Linked DNA regions of Homo sapiens: regions 1, 2, 3, 5, 6 and 7 are each linked to region 4. Evidence: chromatin loops called from intact Hi-C (ENCODE). Cell type or tissue: ascending aorta. All regions are shown on one strand.

Region 1 (4,000 bases), 370 kb after region 4:
AATATATAATTTTTAAAATACAGTTTGAGGGTAAGTTGCTGTCTTGGTCTATTCAGGCTACTACAACAAAATATCATAAACTGCGTGGCTTATAAACAACAGAAATTCATTGCTCACAGTTCTGGAGACTGGGAAGTCCAAAAACAAGGTGCCAGAAGATTCAGTGTCTGGTGAGGGCCCACTTTTTGATTCACAGATGGTGCCTTCCAGCTGTGATCTCACATGGTGGAAAGGGTGAGGGATATCTCTGAGGCCTCTTTTATAAGGGCACTAATCCCATTTATGAGGGCTCCACTCTCATGACCTAACCACCTCCCAAGGGCCCCACTTGCTAAAACCATCACATTGATAGGGTTTTAACATATGGGTTTTGGAGGGACACAAACATTCAGACCACAGCAGTTACATACATCATGGCCCTTCATTCTTAAATACTTTCATATTTTCTAAGAATAAGAATATTCTTTTATAGAACCACAGTACAGTTAGCAACAGTATAGTTATCCACTTCAGTAAATTTATCATAAGTGTAATATTTTAATCTGTTCTACCATTCATATTTCAATTTTGTCAATTGTCCTAATAATGCTTTCGATAGCATAAGATCTAGTCTAAGATCAGATATTGAATTTAGTTGACATGTCTCTTTTGTTTCTTATGTGGAACATTTCCAGGCCAATTATTTTAAAGTAAAAAATTCTTTATGAAGTGAGTTTTCTCTTCCTCCCCTGTCCCTCTTATTTATTTTGTAAGTTTGAATTTTCAATGTATTTGGTTTTCTTAAGGCAGAACACTACTGTTTTAGAAAAGTGTATGTGAGACAAGAGCCTTCTCCAAAGCCCTAGGCTGCCCTTTCCAGTTTAGGTTAAGGCCTAAAACTCCAGTTCTGAGAAGGGGACCTCATGAATCCAGCTTTTCTTAATCTGGGGGAGTGTCTCCCAAGCACATCACCTACTGGGGGGATTGGGCCACTGTCCCAGCTTTGTTTCACCAGCCAGTGAGGCCATGCGGACTTGCTGATCCTCTTACCCTTCCTTGTCTTCATGGGGCCTTTCACGTGCAGCACCAGCGAGCCCACCAGGAAGGCAGACAGCGGCTGGCTGATGCAGGCTGGAGAGCTGGCTTTCCCACTCTATGATTTAAGACCGGGCTTCTCCACAAGTTCGCATAACCTCCCCTGACTGTCTAGATTGCAAAACCAGGCAAGATTTCCCTAAACTCCCAGGAGACCCAAACAAGTCCTCTCGTTTGCTCAATTACAGCGATAGATCACAACGGAAGGAAACACTAAATTAATTGTGACAGTCATTAATACGACCTGCTCAGTGGCAGCGACTGCGTTGGGGGATCGTGGATCCGATGGCTATAACATATTGGTGATAGGGCCGCCCCCACTGGCTCTTTGGCGGGCCTTGAACTTGCTGGAAAAGACCAGGCCTGCACACAGGGCCCCGTAGCCATGGCAACGGGCTCTCGCTCAGCAAAACACATAAAGATGATTCATTTTGTTTTCCTTTCCTTTCTTTCCACCCAAATTTTCATGTGGGTTGGAATCTATTTTTAATTTTTTTTCTTGGAGGAGAGGCTATTTTTAATTTTGTTACCTCCCTCCTGGGGGCCTGCCAGGCCCTGATTTGAATGACCGAGGGAGGTGGGCTGCACCAGGCCTGAAGTCCCGAAACTTTTCTAGGTTTTCCCAGGGTGGGGGAGGGGAGGGGTGAAAAGTGGTGGCTGGCGTGGAAGTGGGGCAGGAGTGGCTTTGGTATTAAAGCTGAGACCTCCAGTCTTGGAAACACCCTTAAAGTATTCCCCCCAAGCTGGTGTTTCGTCTCTCCAGCTCTCTGCTGGAAGAAGGGCCCCCACCATCTTGTTTGTAGCTTTAATGATAATTTTTTTTTTTCCTGGAAACCGAGTCTCGCTTTGTCACCCAGGCTGGAGTGCAATGGTGCAATCTCTGCTCGCTGCAACCTCTGCCTCCTGGGTTCAAGCAATTCTAGTGCCTCAGCCTCCTCAGTAGCTTGGACAACAGGTACCCGCCACCATGCCTGGCTAATTTTTTGTATTTTAGTAGAGCCGGGATTTCACCATGTTGCCAGGGTGGTCTCAAACTCCTGAGCTCAGGCAATCTGCCTGCCTCGGCTTCCCAAAGTGCTAGCATTACAGGCATGAGCCACTGTGCCCAATCTCTCAAGATAATTTTGTTTTCAATAAATCAAACTCTTTTTCCGGTGAGGCAGAACGCTTTCATATCCATTTTCTTATTTGATCTTTGAGGTAGCTAGGTGTGACAGAGACTGAATGTGCCCACCTGTGTCAGGGCGACCATGTCTCAGCCTCCCCCACAGTGCTCCTGCACCCCCACCCCAACCACTAGTTCTGGCCCGTGGAGTGAGGGCAGAAGTGATGTACACACAGTCACTTTCAGGTCTGGTCCCTAAAACTTCCCTCGTGGGTCTCTTCCCTCTTTCTATTTGCTCAGCTTCTACTAGTGGGGTGAAGAGGATCCCTTGGAGGACAGGGGACAGTAAAGTCACACCACCAGAGGTTCTAAATGCATCAGGCTGTGAACTTGGATGAAAAAAAATTGCCTCTTTATTTCCACTAATTTTCTAATGAGATTTAGTGTTTCCTTCAATTATGAATGCAGGCAACAAATCACGGCGGTATTAGCAGTACCTGAGACCTTGTCTCCAACAGAAATCACAGATATTTCATATCATATTACTGTTGTTATGCAGATCTCAAAATATCACTTTCACTTATCACTTCTTTGAAATTACAGTGGTTATTAGACCTGCCACTCTATCTTATTAATTACTGTGTTAATAAAGAAGCATATATATTACAATAGCACAACTGTGTTTTTTTATTTTGATAACTACATTTCAATGTAATTGGTTTTCTTTGTAATTTTATTTTATTTTATGCATTTACAAGCCTTCTTTTGAGAAGCAGTCCATGAGCTTCACCAGAGCGTCAAAAAAGTCTATGGCAGAAAAGGATAAAATGCCTGGCACTTTGTCCCTCAACCAGCACATGACAGTGCCACAAGTTTGTAAGTCAGATGCAGAAATTAAAATGTCATCCTCCTGACCTCAGCCCAGGGCTCTTTCAGATGTACCACATGGTCCTATCTTTTCCACAGCTCACCCTCACATGCTTCTGTGTAGAGGTGGCAGTGACTGCGTTGGGGTAGAAACCTTCCTCAGCCTACGTGCCTGTTGGCTTTTCCTGTTCATGAGAAAGCCTTGCTGAACAAAGCTCTAGAACTTTCTGTGGCAATGAAAATGTTCTAGATCTGTACTGTCCAATATGGTAGCCACTAGCCACATGTGGCTACTGAGCTCTTGAAATTGCCTACTGTGACTGAGGAACTGCATTCTAAATCTTATTTTGTTTGAATTAATAGCTCTGTATTCGTGGTTAATGTATGGAATGGGGAGCTCTAGACCAGGGTTTCTCACACTTGAGCGTGCATCAGAATCATGTGGAGGACTGGTTAACATGTAGAATGCTTTCAGATACACTCCAGAGTTGTTGATTCTGTAGCTCTGGGATGTGCCTGAGAATCCCAGGTGATGCTGCCGTTGCCGGTCCGTCCATTCTCAACATACTGTTACCATTTTGAGTCAGATCATTTTTCATTGTGGGGGCTGTCCTGTGCCTTACAGGCTGTTTAGCACCATCCTGGCCTCTACCTACTAGATGCCAGTAGCACCCATTCCCCCCTCCCATGTTGTTATAACCCAAAGTGTCTGTGAACATTGTCAAATGTCGCCTGGAGAAGCAACCCTCTCCCCCACCACCCAATTGAGAACCACTGGTTCTCACACAAAAAGATCTTATTTTTTTCTTTTTTGGCTTCGATTTTCTACGTACGGATCTGAACATACTACATTTAAAAAAACGATCTGGAATTTAAATCTGAACTTAATTTCTTCATACATCTGCTCTAAAAGTGCCAAAAATTTATTATGTTTCAACAACACACCAGACTAGG
Region 2 (4,000 bases), 80 kb before region 4:
ATCGAGCAGAGCAAGGGGTTCCGACTTGGCCCGCCCGCCAGCCAGGTCAGACGCTTTGTTTTGTAAATGTTCTTTTAAGATTATAATCTGCGATCCCCCTCCCGCTTTCCCCCTCCTCTCCCTCCCCGATGTTCAGCGTAGGTTTTAAGTTATGAGCCCCCAGGGGTGGGTGTAGAATGTGCTTGTGCGGGGGCAGCGTCGTGGAGGGAGGGCGGGGGCGGGCGAGACCTGGGCCCTCCGCTGGGCAATGGGGAGTCTGGTGGGTAGCCCTGATGGGCGTGTGAAAGTCTGCGGCCGGAGGAAGTTGGTCCCACTCGGAGGGCGTGTGGCAAGGAGGCTGTAGGCGAAGAGGAACTTGCGCACCGGGGCAAGATCCTCGGCCAAGGCGGGGAGGGCGAGGCGCCGCGGGGCCCGCGCTCGGAGCCGGCGGGCGGCTGCGCCGCAGAGCCTCCGCCAACTCGGGGGCTCGCGGCGGCGGTGACGAGCGCCTGCTGTTTACGGAGAGAGCCTTGGGGCACCGTGTGTGGAGTAGGGCGGCCGAAGTCACGCGTGGTCCCGGCGGGCTTCCCGCCGCTCGCACGCTCGAGTGGGCCCTTCCCGGGGTCCCGGAGACGGACGAGTCTGGCAGCGTGTAGGCCGTGGCCGGGCGAGGCGTAATTTGCTGTTAATGAATCTTTTCCAGAAAGTCCGCGATCTCCAGCTAGAGGCTGTGAGTGCCCGCGCGCCAGGGCGCGCGCCGCCGGCGTCTGGAGGGTGGGGGTGGGGGGAATGGAAGAGCGAAGAAGGAAGGAGGAGGGTTATGTGTATTTAGAAACAAACCTTAAAAAGAAACCAACGCGCTTCAAATAGGTATTCGCACAGCCTCGCTGCGTCTAGACTAGACAGCTCGGGGTTTTAGCTGTGTTTTCCCCCCCTTTTTTCGTTTTGAGAAGACGCTAGAGGAGGGGTAGTGTGGTATTTGGTTCTAGGGGTAGTCTTTTGGAGAAAGATCCTTAAAATGGCCTGGGAGTAAAGACTAGGAGGAAATGGCCCACCCCAGAAGGTGGTGGGTGGTGAGTGCAGACAGACTTGGGTATTTCTGGCCATCTGACACTTCCTGTGGCACTGGAAACGGACACCGCGGGCCGAAATCAATCCTTACGAAGTGTTGGGTTCGGTTTTGCCAACAGAATTGCTTGCGTGGAAGGCATTTTAATTGTCAGCCTCAAAGATTCCTGTACGTGGACACTTAGGGAATACGCTCGTTCCTTGACCCTGCCCACTCCTCTCTCGACCTGTTATCTGGTGTGGGTTTTGCAGTGTTGGTTTTCGTGTTTATTTTGGGCAGGGTTTCAGCGCGTAGAGCGGAGTGGGGGGGGAAGGCGATGATTAATATGCCATCCAGGTTTAATCCGAGGCTGGCCTTCAGTGTGCGGGTATACACCGCCACGCACACCAATTGCCTTGGGGTGTTTAGGGGAGCGCGCGGGTTTTGGGCAGCAGGCGCCCGGCCGGCAAGTCGCGGCTGGGGCTCGGCTGGCCCCAGCGCTGTCCTTTGAGGCGCTGTCACCAGTAGGTGACTGAGAGTTAATTAGGAAGTGTTCTCCGGATCAATGGGCTGCACAGCTCATTAGCGATTCTCTCCAGCCCTTTGCAGGGCCGTCCTGGCCTCCGCCTCCCACACAGGCCGGGGCCTCGCTGTCCAGGCTGCGGGGAGCGCCGCTGGGAAGTGGGGAGGGGCCGGTAGCGAGGGACGGCGGGGAAGCGAGTGTAACTTCGCGGGGCGGCGCGTTGCGTGCGGCGCCTCGAGGCCCGCGCAGCCCGCTCTTTCTTCCTGCCCGCGGTCGCCTCCACTGTGTCTTTAACTCGCTCCCGCTCGCGTCGCTGCCTGGCTGCTCCTCCCCGCCTCCCGCGCCTATCTCTTGTTCTCTAAGCACGACGCCTGTGCTCCCCGCCCAGTTTAGGATTAGACAAGATAAAAATAGGACTGCCCAGCGCGCGGAGCTGTGACTGTGCCCCGGCAGCCGGGCTGGTGGGAGCGCGGGGGGCCGGAGCTGGAGAGGACCCGTGGTGCGCTCGGAGCGGCCAGTGCCTGTGGGCCCCCTACCCCCACCCCGCAGGCACCGTCACGCTCCCCGGGTTCTGTCCGCCGTGAACCGTGCGGGCCGGGGGACCTGGGCAGGGTCTCCGCGCTCTCGCGGGTGTTGTTGGTGTGCCGGTGATAGATCGGTCTAGACAGGCATGCAGGCTCCCTCCCGGCTGAAGGACTGGAGGGGGGGGAGGCGCGGAGATGGCAGCAGACTCTGTGAGCTGCGAGTGAGCGAGCTAGCCTCCGGGCCCAGCGAGCTGGGTGGAGGGAAGGCCGTGGGGGTTTCTCTTAACCCTTTAAAGGCCGTGGTGGGGTAGTGTAATAGGGAAAGGGGGGCAAAGAGCCTAGTGGAAATTCCTGGAGGCAGAGTAGCTCGCAGTGGGGAGGAGCTGTGAGTCTGGGCCTAGGGTTTTCCTTTCTCTTATGTGTGCACGGTCACATCTTGGTGCATCGGGCTCGATTCTTCCACAAACCAAACGCAGCTGCTAGATGATCTAGTTTGACCAGGTATTTCTCAGTCGGGGAGCTGTGAACACACACAATGAACACCCTCACTTTAAAAACTGAGTTTGGAAGACAGACGTAGACTCAATGTTCCCAAAGAGAATTCATGCGGGTGTTCAAGGACGGGAAGGTCTGCACATAGCTGTAGTCGGGTGGGGCCTCTGACTATGACTGCTGCAGACCAAGGACCTGAGCCTGAAATGCCCCGCCAGCATGTACAGGTATGCACTGAAGAGAGCAAAGCGGTCTTTGAGTTGTCTCTATATAAATAGACATACTTTTAACCAGGAACTTGTGAGGAGTTAGATATGTGCAAGGAGACAGCCTCCAAAGAGGAGCTGGACACTGATGTGTTGTGAGATCCATCGTTTGTGTGTGTATATATATGGCTAATATTAAATTGGTCTAAAATTTTAATACACCTCTGCAGACATTTATCTAGTTCTTTCTTCAGCTTGAAATGGGCGGATGGGTTACCCTATACATAAATAACTCATTACTAACATTCCAGTCTCCTCCTCCCTCCTCTTCCTTTCTTTAAGAGTTTGTGATCTTAAGGGATCCTCTGTTTACATTTAAACTGCAAACCCATATTGGTCTGGCCTGGGAAAGAGCCACATTATAGGCAAAGCAAAAAGAATGGAAGTAGTACGAATGCTCAGATTAAGATGTGCGCTTGAATGACATGTGCTGAGACAAATCAAGACACTTGGGCTCCGTTGCCCAAATGGAACAAGAGATACATAAGAGATAAAGAACTGGCCAAGGGGAATGTAAACATGGGTATGCAAATACAGAGATGTATAGCGATATTCTGAGAGAAAAATCCCAGACTTTGTTGAGCTGGAAACTGGGGCAGAATTTCTGTAAGTGCGTTCCAGAGACAATAGCCCATTTAAAGGTGTGAAGAGGGTCACTTGGAAACACAAAAAGCATTCATATGCATACATCCATGCTTAGATACACAGGCTGAATGACAAACACTCCTCAATGCCTGACGAAGACTTTCCTGCCGAGTGAGTGAGACCGACTTGGGTACAGAAGAGTGGGCCACACAACCACATTCACACACTTATTCACAGGGAAATAATGTGTCTTTGGCTTGAAGGAAACTGAGGGCCACGCTAGCAGCCTAAAGGATGGATGGTGTGCAGTGAACTAGGATTATCTCTGGTTATAGTTTCTTTCCCTTCTAGGGGTGAGGTGGAGTGGGCAGCGGGTTGGTGACGAGCAGGTAGGAGCCTTTCTGAAGAGATTTTGAGTTCCTGACCTTGAGTGGCTGGATCGTGTAGCCACAAGAGGGGTAGCTTTCCACTTTGTGGTCAGTAGGAATGGCTGTTGCACTGCTGGGGTCCAATTTGCTAAGGTGGAGCAGGGCCTCAGTGGGCTGGGAAGGAGAACAGGAAGAAGTGCGGCCTCTGGGAGGAA
Region 3 (4,000 bases), 140 kb before region 4:
CCCCACAGCGGGCCTGGAGTCTGGAGGGCCTGGAGTCTGGAGGGCCTTCCTGCTCCCCTGATTAGGGCCAAGGACGCAGCTTGATGTGTTTTGTGTTTTCTCCCCTCTGCACACTTGGTACTTTTCAGAGTGCTTCACTAAAAAATCAGATACAAGAAAAAGTTCACATCAGCCCTTTGGAGCCAGGCCTCCGTGAGCTGGGGTCACCCCACCACCAAGCCAACCATTCGACTTCTAAACTGTAGCCAGGGCCAATGGGTTACCGCTGACCTTTTGCACACCGAATTCCTCTCCTAGCGTTAGCTCGGGTGGCCAGGGAGCCTCAGCTGCACCCACCTCCTGCCCGGTCCAGTCCCGATGCCCCTCGCGGGAAGCGCGGTAACCTTAAACGGCACGACAGGCGGCTGGCCGAGCTGGTTCGGTGACGACTCCCTGGAGACAGCGGCTTCGAGCAGCAGGCCCCATCTGCAGCGCAGCTGAACGAGTTAAGCTGCCCCAGGCGTGAGCGTACCAGGCTGGGGCCTGGACAGGAGAGAACCGGCGGGGGGCCCCGGGGCGCCTAAGCCCTAGGATTTCCAAGTTGCAGGGGGAAAGGTGAACCTGACTCCCCTCCCGAAGGGCTGCGTGGGGGGCTCAGAAGACTCCTGTCAGGGGTTGGGGAGGCGCCTCGAAGCGGGGCCCAGAGTGAGGCTGCTGAAAGGGGGCCTGGGGGGTAGGCGGTGCGCCCTCGAGGCCACCTGGTCAGTAAAGGCGCTTCTGTGCTGTACAAGCAAGACAGCAGTTGTAGCACCCGACCCTCGGGCTCCAGTGGCCCACGGTGCAGGCGGGCAGGGGAAGAGTGGCTCTGCGCGCAGCCCCGGGTGCCCTAAGGTCACCTCCTCATCCCCTGCCGCTGCTGTGCCGCCCCAGCCCTACCCCCGCCCCGAAAAAACCCGGCCGCGCGGGCCAGAGCCTAAGCTGCACGGGCTCCTGACCCCGGCTCGCCAGGCTCAGCCCAGTCCGACCCCGCCTCGGCTTCACAAAGGCCACGTGCGGCCAGGGCCGACAAGGAACGACCACGACTCTCAGATCTTTAATTACGCTAGGAGTCCCTACCCTTCCCCCCAACCCATCGCCGGCTTCCAGCCCTTTAATCAATTTCACGATATTAAATATTAATTTCCTGCCAGCCACGGTTTCTCGGAGGAGGGGGAGGGGATGGGCAGGGCAGCTCCGAGGCTGGAATGGCTTTGCAGGGTGTGACCACGACAGCAGGGCGCGGAGGACGCGCGGATTCCTAAGTGAGCTGTGCCCAGAACTCGGAGCCACTGGGTTTTCGCTCTGTAGCTGGGGAACTTGGAGAGTTATGAGCGCCTGGGTGCAGGCCTCCAGGAGGGGCAGCGAGGTGCGCGGAGAGTCCGGGTGTGCTGGGCGACCGCCTCCTGCTCCGCGCGCCCCCCCTCCCCACCCCAGCCGCGAGTCAGCCTCACGCGGGCCCGCGGCGCGCTGCGATGATGGATCGCGCCTGGCGGGGGTGATTTGGTGTTGATCGCACATTATCACTGGCAGGTTGGACTGGTTGCTGATGGACGACTTCTAGCGGCGGCGGCAGCAGCGTCTTCAGACACCGCGCTGGGACTCGCTCGCTCGGCGAGGGTCTTTCCCCCCCCCACACCCCCTCCCTACTTCCAGGCGCCAGGAGGGCCTGAGAGTCCGAGTGGGGTCTCCTCGCGTCCAAGGCCGCCCGCTCCCGTCTGGGTCCGGGTGTGGGCTGTTGGCTGGGTGAGGAGAGGAGCCAGGACGCCTCTCCCACTTCCTCCCACTCCTCCTTCCCTTGCCGCCTGCTCCCCACCCCCTTCCTGCTTCCCCACCGAAACCCGGAGGCCCTGGGTCACTCCGCGGGTGATATCCACGCCGCCTGACCCTGGCCGCGGGGGTGCGGACTCCTCTGCTCCGCAGCCCCCGACCCTCTCCCCCGGTCGCAGCAGCCGCGGCACTGCGGTGCGCCCCTTCTCGCCTCTTTTTCTAAAGTGCCTGCAGATACAAAAGCGGTTTCGTAATGCCTTCCGTCTGCGAGAGCCGGAGGACCTTGGCTGACCTTTCGGAAACTGATTGCAACTGCCTGTTAACAGCCCGTACTGACCGCACTGAGCGGAGCGGAGGACAATCATTTAAGTGACAGACGGCGAGGTGGCCCCGGCTCAGTCGAGCGGCCTGGTTAAGCCCGCCCCGCCCCTCCCCCGACCCCCTCCCCTCCCGCAGCTACTCCCCCAGCCCCGGGCGCACTGCGGGCCGCGGCGGGCGCTCGGGCAGGCGGAGAGGACGCGCGCGCGCGTGCGTGTGTGTGTGTGCGCGCGTGTCCACGATTACCGGCCGACGGGTTAACCCTTTGCCGAGCAGCCGGTCCCTTTGAGGCCGGGTGCTGCCGGATTAATCTGCCATCTGCAAAAGAGGAATAACAGGGCCGTCTCCGCCGACTTTCCCTAATGGGTAAACTGTACCCTGTTAGCGTGACCCACGCTGCGTCCCTGCTGCTGCCAGGGAAAGATCCGGACCCTTGGCTCTTCTGCCGCGGCCCTGGGTCCCCTCCCTGCACTGCCCTTCCTCTGCACAGACACAGACACAAGGAACAGCACGAGGGGTCCAAAGGCTCCCAGGGGCTCGCGGTGCAGTGGACGTGGGTGTTCCCGGTGTTTTCTATTTTGGAAACTGGAGAAAGGTGGGGTGGGGGGGACGTAGAGAAAAGCCGAGGTGGGGGAGGGGAGGCTGGTGACAGGGCACCTCGGGCTTCGCTCGCTCCCTCTCTCGGGAGAGATCGCCAGCTGCTCTCCAACAGGCAGCGCCCTGAAATCTATTTAAAGAGAGGGAAAGGGGAGGAGAACAAAGGGGGAGGAGGGGGACGGCGAGCGGAGCCTGGGCGAGAGCGAGCGAGCAGGGAGGATCCGCCGCTCCGCGGGCACATCAAGCGCTCACATCTGTACACTCCGCGATCGATGGGGAGAATGGATAATATTTGTCAGCTGCAGACCTTTCTCTTCCCGGTTCCTGGGGAGGGGAGGGGGCGAGGAGGGGGAGGGGCGGGCAGGCCAGGCGAGAGAGGCCGCCTCAAGGACAGCGCGCTTCCCGCTGCAGCCACACGGAAACCCAGAGCCATGAAAGCCGGGGGATTTTTCTCTTATTATCATTATTAATTATTTTTTATTATTCCAGAGCAGCCAGCGAACGCTCGGTGGCGCCCCTCCCCCGCCGCCTCCCTTTGTTGATTCTCAGCTGCTAGAGCGGCGGGCCCGAGCCGCCACCGCCGCAGAGCACGATCTGCTCTTGCGCCCTCGGTCGCAGCTGCGGCCCAGGAAGCCGGGGCTGCGTCCCCGCCCCCTGCCCCCCACGGCGCGGCAGCCCTCGCACCCCCTCCTCGCCTCCCGCCACGAGGCCAGCCCTGCCTCTCCACTGCCTCTCGCTGCGGCTCCGAGTCCCCAACGCAGAGCAGAGGCACTGGCTGCTGCGGCCCCGAGCCTCCGGCCGCGCGGGGGCCTTTGCCACCCCCTAACCCCCGCGGCTGCACTCTGATGCCGCCGTCCTCACACATGGTCTTCATTTTGCACACTAGCGGCGTGCTTCCTCTCAGCTCCTCTCCTCGGGGCTTTTCGGAGCGAGGAGGGAGGTTTAGAGGAAGTTAGAAACCCAGCGAGCCCAGGGGAAAGGGGGAAAACCCTCGCTCTTAGTCTCAGCTTCCGAGGCAGAGGGAGCGCCCCGCGGGGGGTGGGGCAGAGTCTGGGTGCCCTCCCCTTCCTTGGATGCAGGAAAGGTTAAGTGAGGGGTGGCGGTCGGAGGAGCGACAGATTTGCTTTTGCTCATCCACATGCCTGCTCAGACCGGCCTGGGTATCACTGACCCGGCACTCTCGGAACGGCAGAACCCGGATGGGAGCAGATCCGCCAAGCGGTCATCAAACAAGACCAAAGACATTTCAGCTGTCCCCCACCCTCGGGCCTTGGGCGAGGGTGGGGGTGCCCCCTGGGTC
Region 4 (4,000 bases):
TATTGTTGTTTTAGACCACTAAGCTTTGGGGTGGCTTTACATAGTCATAGATTAGACATAGTGAAGTGCACAGATCTTAAATGCTCAGCCTGATGAATTTTTACATATGTATAAAACCATGTAACCATTAACCAGGTTAGATATCGAATACGTGCATCTTTCCAGAAGGTTCCCTAGTCAAACAGCTTCTTTGAAATGCTATCCAGGCACCTGAACTATTCGTTCACAGTTCTGGACAGCTCAACATTTATTTTTTCTCAGCGATGTTTCCAAACTTAACTGAATTAGAAACACTCTCTTCAGCATCATCGATGAAATAAAAATAGGCTCTGGTGTGTAGGCCAGAAAAGAATGAAGGCTCAAATGGAAGACAACCAGACTTCAGTCTGTAACCTCTGGGAAGTAGGTCGGCAGGAAAATGAGCTGATCTGCTCTTAAATCTCCCATCAGCAAAGTCACCTCGTAAAATTCAAGTGCATAGGGTGCTGTCTTAATACCTGTGATCAGGCCTGTGAGGGCTAATTCGCTATTTACGTCCTCAACCCTGTCCAAAGCAACAGAGGTCAAAAAGGCTTTGGGGAATCTTTAAGCTCGGGGGAGGAGACCCCCCAAAATCTGCTTGGCCAACTGCTTTACTTCAAACTGTGGGTTGATTTCCATTAATCACACTTGGCCCTAATTACCCTGGAGCAGCCTTTCTTCCTCTGGTCTGGAGCAGGAATTTTAAGGGGTTCCTGACAAAGCAGGTCCCTGAAACCAAACAATAGTGGAGGCTCCAGGAAAACACTACGTGAGGAGGTACGTGTCCATCCCCAGTCCTCTCCTGCCTGGAGACTCAAGTTCCAGGCTTGCTTGTGATCTCCCCAGGTAGGAACCTGAGTTCCTCCACTAAATAGATTTTCCTTTTGTTGTCACATTAATTTGCAACTCATTAATAGTGACAGAAGTGAGGTACTGCACCGATGCCATTTGCATATTCATGAGTGACTTATTATTAAACAAATAAGATTTTCCTATCTTCGAGAGCACCCAAAGTAAGGCTGAACAGTACATTACACCGGCCCCGATGCTTTATTCTCTCTTTAATATGTTAATACATGCAGTTGATTTCTTTAAGTAAATACGCATCTATAAAACAACACGTACTTTATGAAAAAGAAATCATTTAAATAATAATCCATTAGCAAAGTTGGCAACAATTTAAGAGGAACAACCCATTAATACCAACGCGTGGGAATCAATTTGCGAATTTTAATTCGGTTGGGTGGTGGGTTACCGACGACCAAGGAGGAGGACCTGCGAGTGTGTGCGCGCTTAGGAAAATATTTTAATGAGTCTCCGGACATCAGGACTCGAATCCTTTGCTTCAGGTGCTGGCTCCCAGTAGGTCGAAAACTGCGAGTCCTCACGTGGATCAGCGTTTTGCCGATATCCTCTGGAGATTGCAGCTGTGGGCCAAAAGCAGGCCCGACCGCCACGTCGACCCCGCGGCTTTTACGGTGCCCATAGGTTCCCCCATCGGCAACGGGTTAAGTGGGGTGGGGGCGGGGCAGGGCCTGGTCTCCTGGCGAGGCTGCCCCACCGAGCTGGGACTGGTGCCCTGCCCTCCCGCCCCCCTCTCCCGGCACGGGTTTAGTCACAGCCGGTTCCTTCCAGCCGGGGTCAGGGTGGGCTCCCCCCGCGGCGACGAGGAGCGCGGGGCCAACCGCGCACCCTTATCTCGGCCGAGTCAGACACTCGCCGCGCGGAATCTGTTGACATTTACTATTGTTCGCAGGAGTCCGGAGCGCGGGGCGGGGGCGGGGGCGGGGGCGGAGGCGGGCCGAGGAGAGGCTAGGCGAGAGAGGGCGGTGAGTGTGGGGCCTGCGGGCGGCGTGTGTGTGTGTGTGTGTGTGTGTGTGCGCGCGCGCGCTCGTGGAGCGGGGGAGGGGCCGTCTTCACGGAAAATAAAAGTGGCCGGCGGGCCCGGAAGCTTCCACGCCAGCTCACCGGCCCACGCCGGGAATTGAGGTGGTGGTGGGGGGTGCTCAGGAAGGAAGATGGGGCAGCCGGCGGTGGGTTCCGCGGGGGTCGGGGTGGGGGCGGCTCCAGCCGCACGGCCCCCAGTGACCCGCAGGACACAAGTGCATTTGTGCCGAGTCGTGGCGGAGATTAAAGTGCCATACGGCCCGAGCAAGGGGGGCGAGGCGGGTGGAAAACAACTCCCCGCGCGCACAAAGCGCGCATTGTTCCAGCCACCTCCATTATGCCGCGCTGCAGCCAAGAGCCCGTTTCGCAACTGCCCTCCCGGCACTCGAGCGCGCGCGCGCGCGCGCACACACACACACACACACACACACACACACACACACACACGAATTCGCCCCGGCCGAGGCCGGGGGTGGGTGCGCTCAGCCGGGACAAGGAGGGGCCGTCTGGGCGCAGTAGGCGAGGGGCGGCGGGGTGGGGGTTCGCAGGCGTCTTTTTCAGCTCGGCTGCCTGTCTTTCAGGGCTGGGCTTTTTAATGTCTTCTCTTCCTAATCGCCTCCCCGGCACTTTTCCGTTTCTCTGGCTCTTGGGGCCTGCCCCGAGCGCACCCTGGAGACTGGAGCTCCCCAGGAGAGGCGGCGACGGCGGGGGTGGGGGTGGAGAGGGCGCGCTCTCAGTCGCTGTCACCCGAGGATCGCAGCCCCAGGCGCGCAGCGCTTGCCTGCTCTGCTGAGGACACGTGCGCGGGAGGAACGGGGAAAGCATCCCGCCTTTCAAGGAGAGGCTCCCGGAGCGCCCCCTCCCCGGGCTCTCTGGCACTCCAGGATTTCCCCCGGTCCGGAGCGGGAGCTGTGGAATCTCGCGCCGCGTCGCCTGGCCTGCCTGCCCTTCCGTGCCAAGTGGGCCAGCTCGGCCACCCCCACCCTAACCACTCCGGTGCCCGGGCCCTGTCCTCCGCCCCCTCCGGCTTTCATGGCACTGGATAGGCGTCCCGAGAGGAATGTAAGGCTTGCCAGCCTCTTAGGACCCTGTTCTCCCCTGGCAGCGGAGCGGGAGCGGGGGAGGGGGGGCACAGAACCAAACCCCACCTCCCTCCACCCGTCGCGCCCTCCTGGTGGGCAGGTGGGGAGCGAAGCAGCCGGAGCGCGGCGAGGTAGCGCGGTCTGGTTTCCTTTACGTTTACAAGCTATAAATAAACTTCCCCTTGGGCGGATGCGCGCTGTGTCCAAGGGCGGCTTTCCGCCGATTCCGGCGGGTGGTTTACGATCTGGGCCGGGAGCTGGTCCTAGCGCGGCCTGAGCCTAGGGTGGGGCGCTGGCTCCCGGAGAGCTCAGAGGTCGGCCAGGAGTGGCTGGGTGAACCTCCTCTTCCTCGTGGGGCTAGGGCGCCTCTGCACTGAGGCCCGAGGGTGGGGCTGGATGATTTATGAGCCGTCACCCCACCCCGCCTCTCCCGTTTCACTCGTTTTCCTCGTCTTCTCCAGCTCAAACCCGGTTCCCAAAGTCTATCCCCAACCCTGCCCAGCGACCATTTGGCAATTTCGGGCTGTTGGAGCGCGGCTCCGGCTCCCGCCCCGGCGGGGCGCGTGTGCACAGAGCGTGGGTGAGGCCCCGAGTGCTTTCACCAACCGCACTCCTGCCCGGGGCGAGGAGCCGACTAGCCGAGCCCGACCAGGCTGGGCGGCCGAGAGCGGCCTTGGCCGGAGAAGCTGGGAGGAAGGGCTGGCTGCGCGACTCCGGAAACCCCCTTAAGGTCACCGGGCGCGGGGAAACCGCCAGCCCACACCAGAGCAGAGGCCACTGCACCAGTCGGGACCAAGCCGCAGGTCTCCACATGGCCTCTGCTCTGGGGTATGCAGTTCTGCAAAGGAAACCCAGAGGTTGCGATAGAAGACGTAGCGCGGAGGCCACCACTGGTCCCAACACTGTGTCTTCCACCAAAGGGGTGCCGTTTCGCTCGGCCTTGGTACTCACTCTGTGAGCGATGGAGGCAGGGCATCCTCGAGTCTCCCGCACACGTGTGCGTGTTGTGT
Region 5 (4,000 bases), 280 kb after region 4:
ATGAGATTTGCACTTATTTTGATTTCAAAATCTATATTTTCATCACACTCCTTTGACTCACTTGGGCCAAAGCCTCAGTTTCCTCAGATGTGTGATGGGGACAATTTTATTCGCAACCTTAAAAGAATGTTGTGAGAGTCTTTTGTTTTCTTTTCCTTTCCCTTTCTCTTTCTCTCTTTCTCTCTTTCTTTCTTTCTTTCTTTCTTTCTTTCTTTCTTTCTTTCTTTCTTTCTTTTCCTTCTTTCTTTCTTTCTTTTCTTTCCTTCTTTCCTTCTTTCTTTTTTTGAGATAAGATCTTGCCCTGTTGCCTAGGCTGGAGTGCAGTGGCACGATCATAGCTCATTGCAGACTTGAAAACCTGGGCTCAAGCCTCTCACTTCAGCTTCCCAAATAAGTGGGACTATAGGCACATGCCACCATGCCTGCCTAATTAATTTTTTTTTTTAATTTCGTAGAGGTGGGGTCTCACTTTGTTGCCCAGGCTGTCATTTACTTATTGTGATGATGAAGTGGGGTCTGGAAAGCTGCTCTGCCTTGCGGAAGAGTTAACTGATCCAGGAGCTTATTACAACCTCAGGAAAGCCCTTGCTGAGTAGGCACTTAGAATCTTCATAGTGAGCGGTGCTGCTAGCTCTTCTTCCCAACACTGGTGTACTACCGCAGCACCTGGAACCCCAGAGGGACATTACTTCTATGCTTTGATTCCTTAGAGCTCCATGAGGGTGTCCAGGGGAGGGGGAGAGTCAAGTATATCACGGACTGTTAATGAAGGCCTTCAAGATGATCTTGTAAAAATCCAACCCCATCATGATACAGTGTGGAAGCTGAAGCCTGGAGAAGGGCTGGGACTTGTCCAAGACCACGCAGCTGTTTCTTGGCAGAACTGGAGTGACCAGGCGGCTGTTAGGACTTTCCCTGTGGGACTCTGGGGTTTGTTGATCAAGTTCAAGTCTCAGCTTTTCCAGCATGAAAATGCACGGCCTCTGAGAAATGACACAGGGAAGGTGCCTGCAGGAAGAGGAGGGGAGAAGAGGGAGAAAAGTCAGGAGGGATGGGAGTCCTAGGCACTGCCTTTTGAAAAACATTAAATATGAGAGTTGATATAATCCAGGGGACCTCCAAACTGGCGGAGTGCCCCAGGACTCCCACCTGCAGCAAGCTGGGAGTCTGGCACTGGAATCTGTTTTATAAATGAGTTCCCTGGGTTACCGAAGCACGCACTCTGGCCCAACCCCTGACAGAGGGGCACCTGAACCCTGTGGGGCCAAGCTGGTTTGTCACCCAGCTCCTCCCTGGTGGGGCAGGTCCCACTGTCCCCTGCAATAAGGTCAGTCCCAGTCCCTCCCCCCACCTCCATTTCTCCAGTTGATCACGGTCCTCCTTGCCCACAGCCACCATGGACCCCATGACAAACACACGAGGCTCAGGCCTGGAAGATCTATTAGTGCCACTCCTGTCACCGCCCGCAGAGCAGGAGGAGAGGCAGCCAAATGCTGTGCTAATTATTCTAGCTTCCAGCAGGGTCTCGGAGGTCCCAGCCATGGTAAATCTTAACTTTCATGCTATGGTGCACCGGGATGCAATTTACTTCAAAGAGAGCATAAATCCCCACTGCGGCGTGTATCAGAGGAGTGTTACATAAAAGTGGCCCATGTGCTTCCCACCCTGGCTGCCTTCTCTCGCTCCCCTTCTCTCCCTCCCTCACTCTCTCCTCGTAAGTTTGAAAAAGCCAGCCCGCGGTTGGTTACACATCTCGCACGCAAAAACATTTACACACACGTCTGCTCCCAGCCTTATAAATCACCAGGCTTGGCGACTTGGCAGTGGGAACACAGGCGAGCTCTATTTTTACCAGCCCCATCCGCAGACAGCCCCGGGGGCCCCTCCTTTCCTACAGTGACACCTACTGGTGCTAGCTTTGGCCAAAGGCAGCCTTGCCGCTTCAGACCCATTTCTCAGGCTTTGGAGGATGGTAACTGATCAAGGCCTGGCCCTTCCCCCAATTCTTCCTCTGCTAACCCCTTCCAGCCTCTGGGGAATTCCTCCAGCCACAAATTCCACCCAGGAAGCCCCGCCCCACCACCAACGCCCTCAACCAGGCTTGACATAATAATTACCTTCCACAGAGCTGCGGACTGCAAGAGGCAAGGCCAGCACAACTCATTAGGATGTCAAAGGATCAAGGGAATTGGGGAGGGGACTGCCTACCAGGTCACCACCCCCCCACCTTCGGCCCCAAAAGCAAGGTTCCTTCCTGTAATGCAACCTCCTGGGGGGTTGTCCAGTTGTGTTTCAAGCAATTACTTCCCTGTGAAAGACATCTGTTATCTTCGCTGACACACACGAGACTGGCGGCCGATGTGGTTTCTGCGAGGGGCTTGTGAATCCTGGCATTGTCATCGCAGCCCCGGTTGGGAACGAAGGGGGTGGGGTGAGACAGAGGCACGTCTGTCTCCCATCCCCAGGCCCCAGCCCCAGCCTCCTCCCAGCGACCTCTCCGGAGGCAGCCGTGCCAGGTCTAATGCTCCTAATGTCATCTTTGCAGATCCATTTGTGATTCCTTGATGCTGTAATTACTGCGGCTCCACTCCCCTCGCAGCAGCTGCCATTAGCTGGGCAGACCGCAGGCTGCGGTGACGTGGCCTTGGCAGCCTGGGGGGCCTCTGAGGGTTGGCTGGGGTGGGTAGGACCCTCCCTGCAGGCCCAGAGCTGCCAAGAGGCCCAGGGAGGCTGGCTGAGCTGGTCGAATGCTGGCCTTTAGTGGCTTTGCCCTGAGTGTAACCTCCTCCCACTTCTCCCCGCAGTCAGTCGACTGTGGAAAGTGCCCCAGGGTGCAAATGCCCCAGGGTGAAGGGTGAATTCTGCACAGTTCCAACTCAGCCGCTGACACACTGGTGACCCTGGGCAAGTCACAGCCCCTCTAAGCTTTGGTTCCCTCAATCATAAAAAGGACAGGGTTGAATTCCCCAAGAGGAGGGGAGGTAGCTTCCCTTCCAGCCCTGACTGGGGATCCCTCTTTTTTCCTATCTCAGCACCTGGAAGGACCTGTACAAATGATGGGTGCTTTTTTAGAGGCCCAGGGAGGTTATCAGGTGCATTCTTGGGACAGGAATGAAAAACAAACACCCTAGAATCCTGCTGTGCCAAGAACCCAGGCCATAATCTCAGAGACAATCTATCTATCGCTTTCTATTCTAGCACTTTGCTTCTCAGGATAGAAGCCCTGGGGTGGCGTAAAGGGCTAACCTCACCTGCACTCAGGCTTTGAGGGTAGGAAAAGAGGGACTATGATGGACTCGAAGAAATGAGAGTAGAATCAGATGCTGAAAAAAGACAAACCAAAGTTTTGCTCATGGCCCTTCACTTCCCCATTCTCCTCCCCATCCCCAGTGTTGCCCTAATGTCACTGCTACTGATAAAAGAATATTGTGTTCAAGGCTGGCTGACAGTGAAAGTGGGTACTGTACAGAAGTCAGCCCCTTGACGGTTTTGAAACATGGCAGGAAATTCTCTGACACTTTTCTCATCCAGAGGCAGGTTCTCTGGTCCTTCCCCTTGAATCCGGGGTGGGGGGTGGGGGTGGGTTGTAACTGCTTCAACCAAAATACTACTGAAAGAGTGATGCTGTGTGGCTTCTGAGACTAGGTCATAAAAGGCCATGCAATTTCTGCTTTGTTTGCTGTAACATTCATGCTTGGAGCTCCAAGCTGCCATGTAAGATGTCTGACTCGTGGCTACCATGCTGGGAGGAAGCCCAATCCACATGAAGAGGCCACCTGTAGATGCACTGGCCAACTGTTCCAGGCTTTGAATTATTTCAGCTCAAGCACCAGACATATGAAGTGTGTTAGGCCATTCTTGCATTGCTATAAAGAAATACCCGAGACTGGGTAATTTGTATAAAAAGAGGTTTGATTGGCTCACAGTTCTGTAGGCTGTACAGGAAGCATAGCACCAGCATTTGCTTGGCTTCTAGTGAGGCCTCAGGAAGCTTTCACTC
Region 6 (4,000 bases), 160 kb before region 4:
AGGACAGTACAGAGCACCAGTGGCAGCTCTTCAAATCACAGATGTGGTCCCACTGACTGGGATCGCGGAGCTGTCGGTTAAAGTAGATGACTGCCTACACTTCGAGATGCAACCTCACAGCTGGTGAGGGTTGAAGCCAGTTGCACAGGGTGGTCCGTGAATTCAAAAATAACCACAGAGATATAAGCCACGTTCCCCCGAGCCCCCACCAGCGGGTAGAAGGGAAGCCAACGAACCACGTTTGGCGGGTGTACCCTCCTCCTCTGCTGCTTATGTGTTCAGAATCACATCAATTGCAGTTCCAGGCTGCCTGACCCTGAGCAGAATCCTACAGAACAGGAACAGGGTTGGGAAAAAATGGCCGAGACCAAGTAGAAGCTGCTTTGGCTATGTGCCCCAGCAAGTTCAAATGACTACCAGGGTGGTTGGCTAGGGGATAGGGGTAGGAGATTAATATATTTTTGAATAAGAGTTTCCTGTTACCTGCGAACACTCAAAAAACAGCTAGAGGTTTTTATTTCTCTTAGGAAGAACAATGGTTAGGACTGTTTTCTCTCATCACTTGTCATCAATGATTCTGTCAATCATTTATTCTGACACCCATTCATTCCACAAATATTTATTGAGTGCCTACTATATGCCAGCCACAATGTTACACGCCAAATATACAGCTCTCAAGCAAACACTGGGTTTTGTAGACAGGTTTGTACTGTGGATACCAAGGTATGCACTGTAACATACTTACAGCATGTTTAACCACCCTGAACTCAGAGACCTGGGTTCAAATCCTCACTAAGTCACTTACTTAGCTGAGTAACTGAGCTTTACCCAGTTTTACACGACTGACCTTTCCCTATGCCTCAGTTTCTCACTCTGTAAAGTTGGAAGGCTTGTGAAGAACTTAGCACAGACCACGTGAGTAGGAGCTACCATTATTATTTAGCACAGTCCTCCACCCCAGCTCTGCCTGGTGCCACAGTCCACCGCTTGGTGGTATTTCCGAAGCTGGCCAGGCCCTCTGCTGCTGACCCTGGAAATCGGGTCACACTAGACAAGGCTGCATGTGCGGGGAGAAGGCGGGGGGGCTCCTTTGCACGCGGCTGCTCGCGTTTCCCCAAGGCCTCCAAATAGTCTAAAAACTCACCTCGGAGGAGGAGAAAGAGCGTGAAGTGGCTCTTTCGATCTGAGACACCCCCTCCCGGAGAACTCGCCCCCTCCCCCCCAGCCCAGAGCGGAGTGAAATCTTAGAAGCCGTGGCTGCTGGGTTTGAACGGAATGCTGGAGTCAGTGGAAGACGGAGCTGGTCGGCCCGAAGGTCAGCGAGTTGTTTTGAGTTCTCCTACCCGGAAGGTAGGGGGTGGGGTGGGGTGGGGAGCAGGGAGTAGAGGACGCCAGGGCCCCCGAGAGACCCCGCGTCAGAGCAAAAATTGTTTGTGCCCCGGAACAGGCAGCTCAGCGGAAGCCGCGACGGGGGCGGGTCACGTGCGGCGGTGGCGGCGCAGCTGGCGGGGGAGCCGGGCTGGGACAAGGGCCGGGCCGGGCGGGGGTGGCGCGGGGCGGCGGCTCTCGCAGCCGAAGGTGGAACCGGCTGACTCTGGGCGCTGGGAGCGAGCGGCTCCCCGAGCCCGGAGCGAGGGAGGAGCGCGAGTTATGGAGGGACCGGTGTGGGAGCCAGGGCGCGCGGAGCTCCGCGTGGTGCGGCACGGGCCGGACGAGGAATCGTTGGGGGGCGGGGGCAGGGACACGGAAGCGGGCTCCCGGGGCGAGAGCGGAACCGACGCGGAGGCTGCGAGGGCGTCTGAACCCCAAGAATGGAGTCGCCGCTCTTGTAGTCGCCGGCCTTGTTTTCTTCTTGCACGCAAATCCCGGAACGACCGGAACCGCCATCCCCGCCTGCGTCCCAGGGGCGCCCCATTACGCATGGCGGGGGGGCCCGCGGGGCTACTCCGGGAGGGGATCCGTGAGGCCGAGGCCGGGGAGGGCTGCGAGGTGGCTCGCGGGGGTGCAAGCCGGAGCGGGGCTACACACCACACAAACAGCCTCCCTTTCCCCCGGAAGAGCGGGCGAGGGAAGACGCGGGCTAGCTCTGGGGGCTCCCCAGGACTGTGGGAGCCAGGCGAGGACCGCAAGGCGGAAGGGAGTGCTGCAGACAAACCATCGGCCCCACCTGGAAGACATTGGTGGCCTCGTGGCCGGTGGTGAACGGTCTCACGCTTCCCCAAAGTGGCGTGCGCTACTCTAGCGTGGGAGGGAAAGGACACAAACTTGGCCATCTGCCAGAACCCTTGAAGACGCCTGTCTTTGGTGTCCCTCCGCCCCCCGCAGTGGCCCGAAATGTACTCTCCCTCCCGTAGTCCACGAGGTTCAGGTCCGAAACCTGGAAAAGTAGGGTAGCGTGGTCTGGCCTCGGACGGGAAACCCACCCACGTTCTTCTGAGGTGCCACGCGGGGAAGGCGCGGAACAGTCTTCTTGCAAAGTTTCCCGCCCCTCACCCCAGTCGAGTAAGGGCGGCTCTTCCGGAGGTGGGGGCGGGGAACGGTCTCGTAGCGGGGAGTGGTGCTAGTTCCTCTTCCCTGCGACCGCTCGGGCCGCCTGCGCGTTCGCGTCCCCAGACGCTGCACCCCAGTTTGCTGCAACGTCTGCTTGGAGTCGCGGTAGCGGGTGCTGCGCGGAGTCTAGGACGACGCGAGACGCCATTTGCATCCCCCCTCCCTCCTGCAGGTTGGCGAGGGCGGCGGTGTCGCCCGCCGCGGAAGCGTATTCCTGGCAGTGACACTGATTAGATGCTGTGTCGATACGTGCACAGAATCGGGGTGGGCCTTCACCTCTCGTGTGCGCACACACTTTCTGTTGGAAAAGTTGCGATATTTTTTCTCCCCCTCTCGCCGCACAGCTGCTGTCTCCCGGGCGGAATTAGGCGACCACGTTTGCTCAACCCGAAGGAGAGAGGATCGCGCGGGCGCTGGGCGGCCGCCGGGCCCGGGCCGCGAAAATCCAGCCCTGGCTTTGCGTCGAGCTGCTGAGTGCCGCGCTTACGCGCGCGGGGCCAGCCGGGGCCTGGTTTCCATCTGCCCCTTTTGCCTCCGTGTTAAGTTCGCCGGGGAAAACCCAACGATCCGTGCTGAGCCCCTCGGAGGAGAGCCCCCGCCCCACCCCACCCCCAGCCCGATCCCGACCGATGGAAAAAATGACAGTATAGGTCAGAACAGGCTGCCCGCGAGTATTAATATGGACGGCCTCCGTTCCTGGTGCTTGGGGAGGATGGGCGCTTCGCCAGGAAACCGCCGAAGGAGGCGCCATGAGGGCCGCCTGCCCCTTCTCGGGCTAGAAAACGTGGATTCTCAGAGGGACCAGACAAATGTGGTCAGATAGCTGCAGGAACTTACCCCATCTAAATACAGGTTGCCCGTGTATATTCCAACCAAGATCATTTTTGTTTCAATCTAATACACGTTGAATCAATTAGAAATACTGTGAGAAACTGTGGTCAAACGGTAGATAGGAAACTTGCTCTTTGCCTAACATTAAATGTATGCTCAGGAGGTGCGGGGCTGAGCACTATCGGCGCAGCCAGTCTGTGTCCTAAGAAGACAGGGTCCCCTTTGCGTTCCACCTTCCAGGACCTTAATAGAACGCGAAGAGAGGAATTATTTTAGTTGTAGTTTCTATTAGAGGGTTGCTTACTCCTTGCAAACTCCCGCCTGGGGTTGTCGGTAGTTAGTAGTAGATGGTTCTGCGTTTTGGCTTTTACAGTCCACGTTTTTCTCTTGGCTTTTTCTTTTCCTGCGTACACGCTGCTGGGTACGGGGAGGGGGCTGCCCAGACGTGTGCTGCCGCCGCCCTCGGGCTCTTTCTTGCGCACCACGCGGCCTCGGAGGAGGGGAAATGTGAACTCTCCGGGTGGCGCTCGAGAACTGGAATTCTGATTTAGGGCTGCGGGTTTGTTCCGGAGGCTGGCTGGGAGCGTCTTGTAGGGGCCGGAGGCTGTGAAGGGGAAGC
Region 7 (4,000 bases), 1.2 Mb after region 4:
CCATTTGGTATTTTAAGTACGTATGCACCCGGATGAAAACTCGGTATTCAGACTTAACTTACTAAATGCCAAAATCTTGCCTCTTTTTCTCTTCTTCCCAGTTCCAACAGTGTGATAACACACGGAAAACGGAAATCCAAGGGATCTAGCAAAAGGATTCCACCCAGCAAAAACGCCAGCTTGGGAGAGGGCCCCTACCTAACTCCTTCCTTCTGGCCTCCACCCCTCCCCTGATACGTTTCCTTCCGTCTAGTCTCGAGATAACCCTTCATCCCCCAGTTTCTTGACTCTGGCCGCTGTTCTTGAACATTTCTTAAACACTTTCAGAGAAAGATGGCTCATGCACCTGCCTGCAAAACTTCCCAAACCGGGCCTCCCAGCTCCCCCAGACCCCGCAACAACTCACACCCGCCGGGGAAACTCCAGAAGGAAAAGGTCCGCCGGCCAGAGCTCTGGGCCCTTGGAATCACCCCACCACCGCCCCTCTGGCTTCAGCCAATCAGAAGCCGTCAGAAAATATTATGCAAATGAATCCTGATGCTCCAGCCAGTCAGAAGCCGCGGAGCCCTCCCCCACGCAGCGTCCTCTTTCACCCCAGCCCCGCCAAGCTGGCTGCCGCGTCCCTGGCAACCGGCGCGCAGCCAGTTCTCCACTACGCTTGGCTGTAAAAAAATTAAAATGGTTGCCTGGGGTCACATGGGAGGGGAGCGGGCTGGCCCAGGCCTAAGGAAGGTTGGAAACCTCACTGATTGCCCCAGGCACCTTCCCTGTCCCGATCTGGAACAGGCTGGAGGTGCTGAGCCACCTGCCCGGAATTCAGTTTGCCTCCAGAAAACAGAAGTCATCCGTTGAACAAATAACTTTCGAGTCCTTGTAGCACGCCAACAGCCTCAAAGCAAGAGGTCTTTGGTCTCTGCTTTCTATCCTATATGCTAAATTTCCGGTAAAAGCCTTGTCTGAGGTACCCATCCCCACTTCTTGGTTCACAGTTGCAATTCTGGAATTCTGGATCTCTTTTTTTTTGTTTTGTTTTTTTTTGAGACGGAGTCTCGCACTGTCGCCAGGCTGGAGTGCAGTGGAGCAATCTCGGCTCACTTCAACCTCTGCCTCCCGGGTTCAAGTGATTCTCCTGCCTCAGCCTCTCCAGTAGCTTGGACTACAGGCGCGCACCACCACGCCCAGCTAATTTTTATATTTTTAGTAGAGACGGGGTTTCACCATGTTGGCCAGGATGGTCTCGATCTCTTGACCTCTTGATCCGCCCGCCTCGGCCTCCCAAAGTGCTGGGATTACAGGCGTAAGCCACCAGCGCCCTGCCGGAACTCTTAAATTCTGGTTCTTAATTCCCACTCTTTTAATTAAGCAACCTGGAAAGCATGCTTTGCTGGCTCATCTCCCCAAAAATGTCCACAAATTATCCTTGTACTGTGTCCCTTGGATAGTTTTTTTTTGGGGGGGGGGAATGACATTTTAAAAGTGACCAGAAATTCCTGAACAAAGTAGTCAGCAAGAGTAAACTGGTGCAAGAAAGTCAGACTGGATAAAGAAGAGATCTGGCCTAGAACTGGAAGAAAGATGATATTTTAAGGCAAGAAGCCAGCCCAACCCAAGATAGCAGAGATCCTGGATTATTTTGAGACAGACTTAGAAGGATCCATTTCATGAAAAATGTCCTAGAAATATGACAGTCAGACTCTCGTGTTAAAGGCCATGTAGTCCAACCATCCACTTGTGCTGAAATCGCTCACAACATCCCCACCAAGTGGTCGCCCTTGCCTACATTCTTCTATTTTCCGTTCTCCAGTGTTCTTCTATCTTTTGGAGCTCTACAGAAGGCCATGAAGCACACCATCAGATGTTTGAAGGTAGATATGGTCTCCTTAAGTCTACTGTTCTTCAAGTCAGTTATCCCCAGTTCCTGTAGCCATTCTTCATGTTCTCTTTTGAGTCGCTCATCCATCCTAGTCACTAACTTTAGAAGTAGCTCTGGTTTGCTTTTGAGTGTGGCCCCTCTCATTCCAAGTACCATCTTTTCTAGGACAAAATGGAGTGGCACAGCCACTTATATTATTGTGAATGGTAATTTTTCTAGGTCATATTTATTGAGCACAAGTGCTTGGAAATTAGACTTGTTAACTCAAAAGACATGTTAACTCATTTTAACTTCACAACCACCCTGAGAAGAAAGCAAGGATCAAAGAGTTTAAGGGCCAAACTGTCAGAACTGGGATTTGACCCAGTTTTCTAATGCCAAATCCAATGTTCTTTCTACTACTCAATAGATAGCTACTGCTTATAATGCTGCCTAACATTTAATGGACTTATTTTAACAGCTACATCTATATGCTGCCATCTATATAACAAAATTTTGTGTACCCTATACTTGAGTAGTGGGGATTTTTTGGACCAAAGTACAGAACTTTATATTATCCTACTTAAACTTTATCTCATTGGATTTGGCCCATTAGTTCAGCCTGTTTTATTATTTTGGGTCCTGATTCTGTGCTGTAATGCACTTGGATCTTACCCATATATTTGATAACTATTCTATATATTTATCCAAGTTATTGATAATAGGTACCAGGCACCACTGGGCAAGAGGCAAATTGCTGTAGAACATCTGGAGAGCTCCTTCAGTTTGATATCCGTCCATTAATTGGCACTTTTTGGCATAAGTTGTTCCAGCCAGCTATGAATCATGTTAATTGTACAGTCATCCAGCCTATATTTTTCTTCTTGACCACAGGATATTATGAGAGACCTTGCTAAGTGCCTTGCTGAAGTCCCAAGCTAATAGCCAGTTTTCTTCCTGTGGAGTCAAGAAGAAGGGCATTTTTGTCATATACCACAAAGAAACCACCATCACATGATACAAAAATGCAGAAATAGCATCATAATAATCTGAGTTAAGATGGGGAAGGGAGTGTATCTTATTGTAATTGTCCTTACAGGAAAAACCGTCATGAAGGTTTAGTTGAGAGAAGGTAGACAGAAAAATGCCAAAACCTAAGAACAGTGAGTAGTGAATCTGCTGGCTTCAGATCCACTTTCAGGTTTTGGAATGTCTGAATATGTCGTAGTTAGCATTTTGTCACAATCTCATTTTTTAAAGCGTCTTTAGCCTTGCGTTTGGAAGAAGTAGAGCACAGGGAAAGTTGAGAATACTAAAGAATACCTTTTGTTATGTTCTCATCATTTCTACATCTTTAAGAACTCTGAACCGTATACAGAACTGTACATTCAATTTCAATATGGTAGATGAGAAAAGGGCAAGACACATCATAGCTTTTCTTACCACATAGAAACTTCTCAAGTTGATTTTTCCTAGATCCTTAGGATTCCAGGACTTTCTTGTACCATCAGCATAGAAGGAAGAATGAGAATGTTCTTTCTTCACTCTATCCTGTTAAAATGTGTCAGCTTGGTTAGTTTAAATTCTGAAATTAGATTCAAAGTTTACAAATTATAACACCAAATTAGGGAGAAAACACATAATTATCAATATTTCATATGTTCAAGTCCTAATTACAAATCCACATATATACATATACATATGGGTTGTAGCTTCATTTTGTTGAAGCTACAGTGTCATAAATACATTATCCAATGGACGGGTTCAACAGTTACACGCCCAAGTCTTCCATAATTTACTCTTCCAACCTTAATAATAAAAAAACTAGACCTAGACAAGGTACAATGAAGTCAAGGCGAATTCACCTACATCATATTAGACAGTCTGGACAGAGTTAGTACACAAAAGATGTAAATCTAGAAGCAAATACAACCTACAAGTCCTTCCAGCTATAGAAGACCTTGATAAGAATAGAAAAATAATAAACAATTAGGAAGATTTGAAAAAGGATATTGCAGAGCAAAAGAAACAAAATTTGAACCAAACACATCACTAGAGAGTCAATAAATGTAATTCCAAACAAGGAACAAAACAGGCATGCCAGAAAATTCAGTTACTGGCATAGGGCAAAAGGTTCAGGTAATCCCA

What was found. Peaks named below come from ENCODE experiments on the same cell type or tissue, not always from the same donor. Only the 100,000 strongest peaks of a DNase experiment are listed, where the experiment ranks them.
Region 1: a loop joins it to region 4, with 7 times the contacts of the local background. A loop is called at or near these places in 3 of 110 quality-filtered maps.
Region 2: it touches region 4 in a loop (5-fold over the local background); 72 of 110 quality-filtered maps call a loop at or near these places.
Region 3: a loop joins it to region 4, with 4 times the contacts of the local background. A loop is called at or near these places in 54 of 110 quality-filtered maps.
Region 5: a loop joins it to region 4, with 3 times the contacts of the local background. A loop is called at or near these places in 22 of 110 quality-filtered maps.
Region 6: it touches region 4 in a loop (3-fold over the local background); 44 of 110 quality-filtered maps call a loop at or near these places.
Region 7: a loop joins it to region 4, with 8 times the contacts of the local background. A loop is called at or near these places in 3 of 110 quality-filtered maps.

Annotation. Positions count from the first base shown.
Region 1 is chrX:39,642,875-39,646,874 of GRCh38, reverse strand. No RefSeq gene overlaps it. Among named protein-coding and RNA genes, the nearest start is that of MIR3937, 16 kb to the left of the region's middle. In ascending aorta, no CTCF peak of the experiment used is centred here; DNase peaks (open chromatin) are centred at 1,118 and 1,504; H3K27ac peaks cover 670 bases.
Region 2 is chrX:40,092,505-40,096,504 of GRCh38, reverse strand. The region is part of intron 1 of BCOR (BCL6 corepressor); the gene reads left to right. Among named protein-coding and RNA genes, the nearest start is that of BCOR, 3.5 kb to the left of the region's middle. RefSeq lists enhancers at 964-1,013, 3,087-3,713. In ascending aorta, no CTCF peak of the experiment used is centred here; a DNase peak (open chromatin) is centred at 1,903; H3K4me3 peaks cover 2,768 bases; H3K27ac peaks cover 2,162 bases.
Region 3 is chrX:40,153,295-40,157,294 of GRCh38, reverse strand. It overlaps a transcript of BCOR not described here. Among named protein-coding and RNA genes, the nearest start is that of BCOR, 57 kb to the right of the region's middle. RefSeq lists an enhancer at 1-681 and a silencer at 3,460-3,509. In ascending aorta, no CTCF peak of the experiment used is centred here; a DNase peak (open chromatin) is centred at 2,103; H3K4me3 peaks cover 2,638 bases; H3K27ac peaks cover 2,291 bases.
Region 4 is chrX:40,012,741-40,016,740 of GRCh38, reverse strand. No RefSeq gene overlaps it. Among named protein-coding and RNA genes, the nearest start is that of LINC03053, 5.5 kb to the right of the region's middle. RefSeq lists enhancers at 1,740-2,239, 3,977-4,000 and a silencer at 2,896-2,985. In ascending aorta, no CTCF peak of the experiment used is centred here; DNase peaks (open chromatin) are centred at 1,610, 2,280, 2,770, 3,430 and 1 weaker place; H3K4me3 peaks cover 2,663 bases; H3K27ac peaks cover 2,663 bases; H3K27me3 peaks cover 1,216 bases.
Region 5 is chrX:39,728,813-39,732,812 of GRCh38, reverse strand. No RefSeq gene overlaps it. Among named protein-coding and RNA genes, the nearest start is that of MIR3937, 70 kb to the right of the region's middle. RefSeq lists an enhancer at 1,764-2,058. In ascending aorta, a CTCF peak has its summit at 1,902 (motif pointing left); DNase peaks (open chromatin) are centred at 902, 1,812, 2,332 and 2,632; H3K27ac peaks cover 2,432 bases.
Region 6 is chrX:40,174,322-40,178,321 of GRCh38, reverse strand. It overlaps a transcript of BCOR not described here. Among named protein-coding and RNA genes, the nearest start is that of BCOR, 78 kb to the right of the region's middle. RefSeq lists silencers at 1,397-1,596, 1,857-1,946, 1,967-2,016 and an enhancer at 3,377-3,426. In ascending aorta, no CTCF peak of the experiment used is centred here; DNase peaks (open chromatin) are centred at 1,461, 2,251, 2,741, 3,061 and 3 weaker places; H3K4me3 peaks cover 3,221 bases; H3K27ac peaks cover 3,317 bases.
Region 7 is chrX:38,797,894-38,801,893 of GRCh38, reverse strand. MID1IP1 (MID1 interacting protein 1) reads right to left here and starts at 435. Exons shown (of 3, transcript NM_021242.6): 1 at 407-435. MID1IP1-AS1 (MID1IP1 antisense RNA 1) reads left to right here. Exons shown (of 2, transcript NR_046706.1): 2 at 102-646. RefSeq lists enhancers at 1-225, 335-414, 444-738. In ascending aorta, a CTCF peak has its summit at 1,742; a DNase peak (open chromatin) is centred at 553; H3K4me3 peaks cover 534 bases; H3K27ac peaks cover 1,462 bases.